3 separate regions of the Mus musculus genome follow, and all the other regions are linked to region 3. The links are chromatin loops, found by intact Hi-C in ENCODE. Cell type or tissue: heart. All regions are shown on one strand.

Region 1 (2,500 bases), 140 kb after region 3:
ACTGCTCTCCCTGGAGATTTGCATCTGTTGCTTTCTCTGTCTCCCCACCCTAGCCTGCGCCTGCAATCCCTACGGGACAGTGCAGCAACAGAGCAGCTGTAACCCGGTGACCGGACAGTGCCAGTGTCTGCCTCATGTGTCTGGCCGCGACTGCGGTACTTGTGACCCTGGCTACTACAACCTGCAGAGCGGGCAAGGCTGCGAGAGGTGAGACTTGAGTCTGTGTAAAGTGATCCTTGTTGTCTTTGTCTTAAGAAGTACATCTTTCCAAGCTACTCTAAGCAGCTGGCTTGAGGTTGCTTAGGAATTGTTTCCAGTGTCTTATGCAGGAAAGGCGCTGTGTAAATAGGGGACAGAAGGGATAGATAGCATAGTGGCAGTTCTGATGTGTCAGACACTAATTCTTTTTTTTTTTTTAAGATTTATTTATTTTATTTATGTGAATACAATGTAGCTGTCTTCAGACACACCAGAAGAGGGCATCCCATCCTATTACAGATGGTTGTGAGCCACCATGGGGTTGCTGGGAATTGAACTCAGGACCTCTGGAGGAGCAGTCAGTGCTCTTAACTGCTGAGCCATCTCTCCAGCCCTCAGACATTTCAAAATGCAGATTGCAAGGTTTCTTCTGAGACAGACTCATCAGGGCTGCAGCCTGGGAGTCTGTCCAGTTCTCTGTCAGTAGGGTTTAGTGTGGACCTAAGGGAACAACCCCTAACATTCTGATGAGTCGTCCTTAGCGTGCTGTCTTCCAGATGAGAATGTTGCCCACTCTCTGCCCCTCCTACCCTAGAAACATCTTGTGCTTCTCCTCAGGTGTGACTGCCATGCTTTGGGTTCCACCAATGGGCAGTGTGACATCCGCACCGGGCAGTGTGAGTGCCAGCCTGGCATCACCGGCCAGCACTGTGAGCGCTGTGAGACCAACCACTTTGGGTTTGGACCTGAAGGCTGCAAACGTAAGACATGGTGACTTGCAGTGCAGTGTCTCCCATGCCAGTTAGTGCGTTACAGGCCTGATAGCCTCTGTGGCCACGAAAGAAACCTCCTGTGACTATCAGAAAACTCTGGAGATCGAGGGCCTTTGGTTCCTCTGGTACCACCCTGTTGATGTCTCCTTTTCTAGTTTTTTTATACTTATTTCTCCTTGTAATTTTGTTTTCTAAAGAAAAAAAAATCCCCCCTGAAGCACTGAGCGTGTCCACTCTGCTTATTAAGGCTTCCTGACTACCTCGGCTCTGCAGATAAAGAAGCAGCCGTGGCTCTGCTCGGCCGCTATTGGCTTGCTTCGGCTCCACCCTTGGAGCCCATTTGGTTTGGTTGCATATAAACATCTGCTTCTCCTTGGCATAAACACTTGCCTGGAAATCAGAACAGTTTGGATTTTTTTGCTTTCTGAATTCCTTCATTTCTTGTGTGGAATGTAGAAATTCCAAAGAGAAAACAAACTGTAAAGAAGCGCAGGAAGTGTTAGGTTAGCATTTGGGTTTTCTTATTTCTTAGAGAAATTTAAAGATGAAAGTAGAGAGGAGTCCCAGAAGCATATGAGAAAGAGCGCTACATCATTTAATATACTGTGTGTGTTCTCTGTGTAGCTCAGGCTGACCTCACTTCCCCTTCCTCTACCTCCCAGAGACATATTCTCTACCATGCCTGACATTCGTGTAATTTTTATACCACATTGAGGTCATGTGCCCCAAGGGATTGCTGAGGTGACTCAGTTGATAAAGTGCTTGCCATTCGAGCAGGAGAGCCTGAGTTCAGATCCCCAGCACCCATATAAAAAGGCAGGTGTGTATCTGTAACGAGGCCGAGGCAGGTAGATCCCTGGAGCTCACTGGCCAGCAGCTCGGGTTGAGATGCAAGTCTCAAAATATAAGGGAGATCTAGGCACAGTGGCACACACCTTTAATGCTGACACAGCAGCTCTTTAGAGACCTGGACCTAATTCCAGGTAAAGGTAGGCAGAGCTCTTGTGAGTTTGAAGCCATCCCGGTCTCCATAGTGAGTTCCAGGCCAACCAGGGCTGCATAATGAGACTCTGTCTCAAAAATACACACACACAAAAATAAACAACAGAAATTAGGTAAACGGTGGTAGAGATGAACAGATACCCAGTGTTGACCTCTGACCTTTGTAAGCATATACATGCACATGTATGCACACATGCCACATGCTGCCCATATTACTTCACAACCTAGTTTTCCTTTTAAAATGTCTATCTTGCCTGCTACATGGACTTAGCTATTTAAAAGTCTCATAAGTGAATTTTTCATAAGTACACATGATGATGGTACAGTCAGTCCGAGTTAAAATGGGAATTGTCTCCTCATTCCTTAGCTTGTGACTGTCACCATGAAGGATCCCTTTCACTCCAGTGTAAAGAGGACGGCCGTTGTGAATGCAGGGAAGGCTTTGTGGGCAATCGCTGTGACCAGTGTGAAGAGAACTATTTCTACAATCGGTCCTGGCCTGGCTGCCAGGAGTGTCCGGCTTGTTA
Region 2 (2,500 bases), 340 kb after region 3:
ATCTTCTTGCTTCCAAGTACTGGGGATTATAGACATAGACCATCATACCCAGCTTTGTGCAAGCCTTGGGAAGTGAAGAAACCGAGGAAAGTTGACTCTGTTTTCCTCTTTCTTTATTAAAAGATAAGAGAAGGCTCAGAGACAAGAGACTGCAGTGGCTAGAGAAAGAACCAGGAGGATACCTGGAGCTCGTTCCAGGTTCAGTGAGAGACCTCATCTTTAAAAAAAAAAAAAAAGAAAAGAAAAAAGAAATATATATCTTTATATATTTACCTATATTTATATAAATATTTATATAAATTTAAACAAACAATTATGTATTTATATAAATTTATGCATTGATATGTTTATATAAATTTATGTATATATTTTATATGTTTAAATTATATATAAATATATATTTATTTACACATACACATATATATTCATACACATACACACATGAAATCCACTGAGAAGACACCAGATCTCAGGCACTTGCATATACACATATCTGTACATACACACACACACACACACACACACACACACACACACACCCCTATACATATACATGTACGGCTCATGCCATCATTCACTGGAACCGGACTAATAACAACAAGAATTTAATGTGCCAGCCATTGTTCCCTGGGCCTTAAGGTAACTAGTGGTTCTGTGGCCTAGCTATCTAGCCCCTCTGGGCGTCCAGCCTGACACTCTCTCTTGTTGGCAGACCTCAGTCATGTCTGAAGGAGAAACACCCAGGTTAGAGGAGAGACTTGGCCTCTGTGGGTGGGAGTGGAGACCAGGGCCGCAGAGGCAAGGCTCACAAGAAAGGACTCCATTTGAGTCGTCTGCCGAGAGTTAGGTCAGCTCTGGGAAACTCGTTCCCAGGCAGTTTTTGAAAAACCAAAAGAGGTCATTTTGTTCTCCCTGAGAAAGGAAATCCCCTAAAGAGAGCAGTGGGCGGAATTTCTGAGGGCACGGAGTCTCTGGAAGCCAAAGGCGGGGTCAGGGAGGCCAAGGCAGTGGGATCATTACACAACCCCCTCTCCTTGGGAAAAGCCCAGCATCCTTCCTGCCTGGAGTGAGCCGGAGGCCACGGGCTCCATCTGCTGTGCCCTGGTGAGACACACACCAAAGAAACCCAGTTACTGGCCTCCATCTATTCTTTCCCTTGATAGACGCCCAGCAGAGGGTGTGGTGTCTCAGACAACAAAAACAAACAGAAGATCGTATCTGTACGTCTGTGTGGGGCCGGGGTGAGTGTTGTGTATGTAAGTGCAGGTACCCATTGTGCTGTGCAGTTTTATGATAGCTTGACACAGCGAGATATCTGAAAGGAGGGAAACCTCAACTGAGAAAATGCCTCTATAGGATCCGGCTGTAGGGCATTCTCTTGATTAGTGATCGATGGAGGCAGACCCAGCCAGTTGGGTGTGGGGCAATCCCTGGGCTGGTGGTCCTGGGTTCGATAAGCCAGCAGGCTGAGCAAGTCATGGGGAGCAAGCCACTAAGCAGCACCCCTCAATGGCCGCTGCATCAGTTCCTGCCTTGATTGAGTTCCTGTCCTGATTTCCTTCAATGACAAACAGTGATATGAAAGTGTAAGCGAAATAAACCCTTTCCTCCTCAACTTGGATTTTGGTCATGGTGTATTCAGCACAGCAATAGAAACCTTAATAAGACACCACAGTGGCCAAATGAGGGCTCAGATCCTCTGGAACTGGAGGTAAAGGCAGTGTGAGCCCTCTGAGGTCAGTACTGGATCCCCCACAAGAACAGTAAGCATTTTTAACCACGGAGCCATCTCTCCAGCCCTTAGGACTTGCATCTAAGGCCATAGAAGGGGTGACACTGAGTCTACACACAGCCTCTGTACTGCCCTTGCTGCCAGGCAATCTCTGTGGAGATATGGGAGTGTGCGCCCCTGCCCTTCCTGGGACTGTCACGGTGGGTATACTGAACTGGAAGTCAAGGTTAGATAGAGTCTGGTCTGTTTCCACGGGAAAATGGCCCTGGCTTTGGACTTCTGGAGGCCTGCCTGTAAAAAATAAATCACCTTGCATCAATTAGATTGCATCAGCATTGAGCACCTACTATGCACCAGTGTGGGAAACCAAGCACAGGGAACACTAGGATTTCTATGAAAGCTCAACCTGGAGGAGTTTACTTTCTAAACTGATCATTCCAACGCAATGCCTCCTGCTCCAGCGGTTGCCGGGCTGAACTGACATGGCGCATACACGCGTGTCTACCAGCTCCAAGGATCACGGTGATTTTCCAGAGGCACAAGGAGAACCAGAAGCAGGGCAGGACACTAAGAGTATCTCAGGCAAGGCCTCCCCTCTCAGCAGGGCCTCCAGCACAGAGGCAGGGGTAGAGGGGGGTGGGGGGAGGGGGGAGGGATTGGGGATGGGCCTGTCTGCCTCCTGCTTCCACCTGCTAAGGTAGCAGTGCTAGCTCTCTTTCTCCCCCTCCTCCCTCCATCTCTTCCCTCCTCCCTCCATCTCTCTTTTCT
Region 3 (2,500 bases):
TCTAACCTCCAGCACTTTAACCTGCGGCTCCGTGTTCTGCTGAGGCTTCAGCCTTTGACGGCCTGTGCTGACCCCTCCATACTTGTTTAGCTTCCTTTTTCAGTTCTTTTCGAGATAAATACAGGTTTTAAATCTCATTCTGTATAAACTACATAAAGGCTTGCCCTACTATTTAAGGGCACATGGCACTAGAGAGAGGCAGGAAGGACACAAACTAAATCTCTAACTAAAGCTACTCCGAAGAAAAGCTAGCAGCCCACGCGGGACTTCATAGTCGGCGATGAAGACTCACTCAGATGAAGTGGAGAGCCATTGATGGGGCAATTGTCATCAACACACACACACAAATTTACACACTCACGTGCACAAATACACACATACGCAGGCGCGCGATTGCACGTCAGTCAGACACGCATGCGCGCTAAATATTTGGATCCAGGCAAACATAACAAAAGGATAGGACAATATAAGACATTATTCAGCTGTAGCCTTTGCAGAGGAGCGGTCGTATCACAGAGAACATGGTTATGAAAGGGCACTTCATAATTCACCTTATATAATTCTACATTGCAGAAGTACTCTAGAGTAAAACTTTTGTTCAGCTTGTTTTTGTTTTGTTTTGTTTTGTTTTTCACTTTGAAGCAAGGTCTTGCTAGATTACTTTGCTTTTTCTCAAAGTCAAAACCGTCCTGCCTCAGTCCTCCGAGGGCTGGGATCTGGGGTGTGGGCCACCATGGGTGTCCTCCTGGGAGCTTTCTCTTGCTTCTTCTTCTTCTTAACCTGGTAAAGATATCAGAAAATGAGTTTTCATTACTCTAGGATGTGCATTTATGCCATTTAAAGACGTTGTGGACCAGCTGGAGACAGTCTCAGTGACTAAGAGCACTTTCTGGTCATAGAGGACCCCAGTTCAATACCCAGCACCCACAGGGGGCAGCTAGCTCCCAACTGGCTGTAACTCCAGATCCAGAGGATCTGCCCTCTTGTGGTGTCTGTGTCTGCATTAATATGGATGTGCCTGCCGGGCAGTGGTGGCTCACGCCTTTAATCCCAGCACGTGGGAGGCAGAGGCAGGCAGATTTCTGAGTTCGAGGCCAACCTGGTCTACAAAGTGAGTTCCAGGACAGCCAGGGCTATACAGAGAAACCCTGTCTCAAAAAAAAAAAAAAAAAAAAAAAAAAAAAGGACATACGTACACTCAGACATACATACACACACACACAGACATAAATTTATTTTAAAAAAAAAGGCATTAGAAGGCTGGAGCACTGTCATTCTGGCATTCACTTGTATTCCTGGAGGGCTATCAGAGCACAAGGTCAGCTCGGGCCACAGGCATACATGCAGGCAGAATGCCATATACATAATAGATATACCTAAAAAATAAAAAGATAAAATTCAGAAAGAAACAAAAAGAGCTGGGATATAAATCAGGTTACAGAACCCGACTACCATGTTGAAAGCCCCAGGTTCACGCCCACAGCACAGGGGAGGAGGTATCAAATCGCAGCTCTTTGTCTCCAATTGAATTGTATGGAAAAGGAAGAGGGTCATTACACTGGAGGAAGTGAAGTGTTTCCTGGAGGGAAAGGCTTAGGTAAGTCGGCTCTGTTCCTGATGCAGAATTGTAAGCCTGGAATTCCCAGGGACAAGGCTGCCCCGGAGGACATTGATGGAGACAGATGCCTTCTGACAGGGATCCAGAGAACATCAGGGAACATCAGGACGCTTGTCACTACAGACTCAAGGCTGACTGTGTGAACACAGCCCACTGTTAGCTATGTAACCTTGAGAAATGTATTTGCCTTTCTGAAATTCTATTGCTTCATCTGTCATGGGGAGTAGTGGTAGAACGCACCTCGTTGGCTGGCCGGGATAGTTAAGTGACATAAAATGTTCAAAGACCTTAAAACTGGAATTGGTCCATAGGTGTGTTCAGACGATGCAGCCTGCTCCCCAGGTCAGCAGCAAAATGGAATTCTTAACTTTCCTATCTCCAGTTATGTCCATGGACACACCAAAGACCCAGGCTGTGCCACAGAGACAACGCTTCCATGACACTTCAGGCAGTAATGCAAATCAATTTATTGGATCAGAAATAGAATGAGTCTGCATTAAAATATAAGAATTTGAAAATGAGGTGGATAGGGATGGCACACGCCTTTAATCCCAGCACTTGGGAGGCAGAGGCAGGCAGATTTCTGTAGGCCAGCCAAATCTACAGAGTGAGTTGCAGGACAGCCAGGGCTACACAGAGAAACTCTGTCTCGAAAAACCAAAAAAAAAAAAAAAAAAAAAAAAAAAAAAGATTTTGAAAATGATGCATTAGGGGCTGGAGAGATGGCTTAGCAGTTAAGAGTGCTAACTGCTCTTCCAGAGATCCTGAGTTCAATTCCCAGCAACCACATGGTGGCTCACAACCATCTGCAGTGGGATTCGATGATGCCCTCTTCTGGTGTGTCTGAAGACAGCTGCAGTGTACTCATATACATGAAATAAA

What was found. Peaks named below come from ENCODE experiments on the same cell type or tissue, not always from the same donor. Only the 100,000 strongest peaks of a DNase experiment are listed, where the experiment ranks them.
Region 1: a loop joins it to region 3, with 2.8 times the contacts of the local background. A loop is called at or near these places in 8 of 42 quality-filtered maps.
Region 2: a loop joins it to region 3, with 4 times the contacts of the local background. A loop is called at or near these places in 5 of 42 quality-filtered maps.

The regions. Positions count from the first base shown.
Region 1 is chr1:153,240,336-153,242,835 of GRCm38, reverse strand. It overlaps Lamc1 (laminin, gamma 1), which reads left to right. Exons shown (of 28, transcript NM_010683.2): 15 at 54-207; 16 at 817-959; 17 at 2,341-2,500. Among named protein-coding and RNA genes, the nearest start is that of Lamc2, 55 kb to the right of the region's middle. In heart, no CTCF peak of the experiment used is centred here; a DNase peak (open chromatin) is centred at 1,275.
Region 2 is chr1:153,046,871-153,049,370 of GRCm38, reverse strand. All of the region lies in intron 1 of Nmnat2 (nicotinamide nucleotide adenylyltransferase 2), which reads right to left. Among named protein-coding and RNA genes, the nearest start is that of Nmnat2, 93 kb to the right of the region's middle. In heart, a CTCF peak has its summit at 1,109 (motif pointing left); a DNase peak (open chromatin) is centred at 1,000; H3K27ac peaks cover 1,460 bases.
Region 3 is chr1:153,384,311-153,386,810 of GRCm38, reverse strand. All of the region lies in intron 1 of Gm46246 (a long non-coding RNA gene), which reads left to right. Among named protein-coding and RNA genes, the nearest start is that of Gm46246, 11 kb to the left of the region's middle. In heart, a CTCF peak has its summit at 982 (motif pointing left); a DNase peak (open chromatin) is centred at 1,500; H3K27ac peaks cover 490 bases.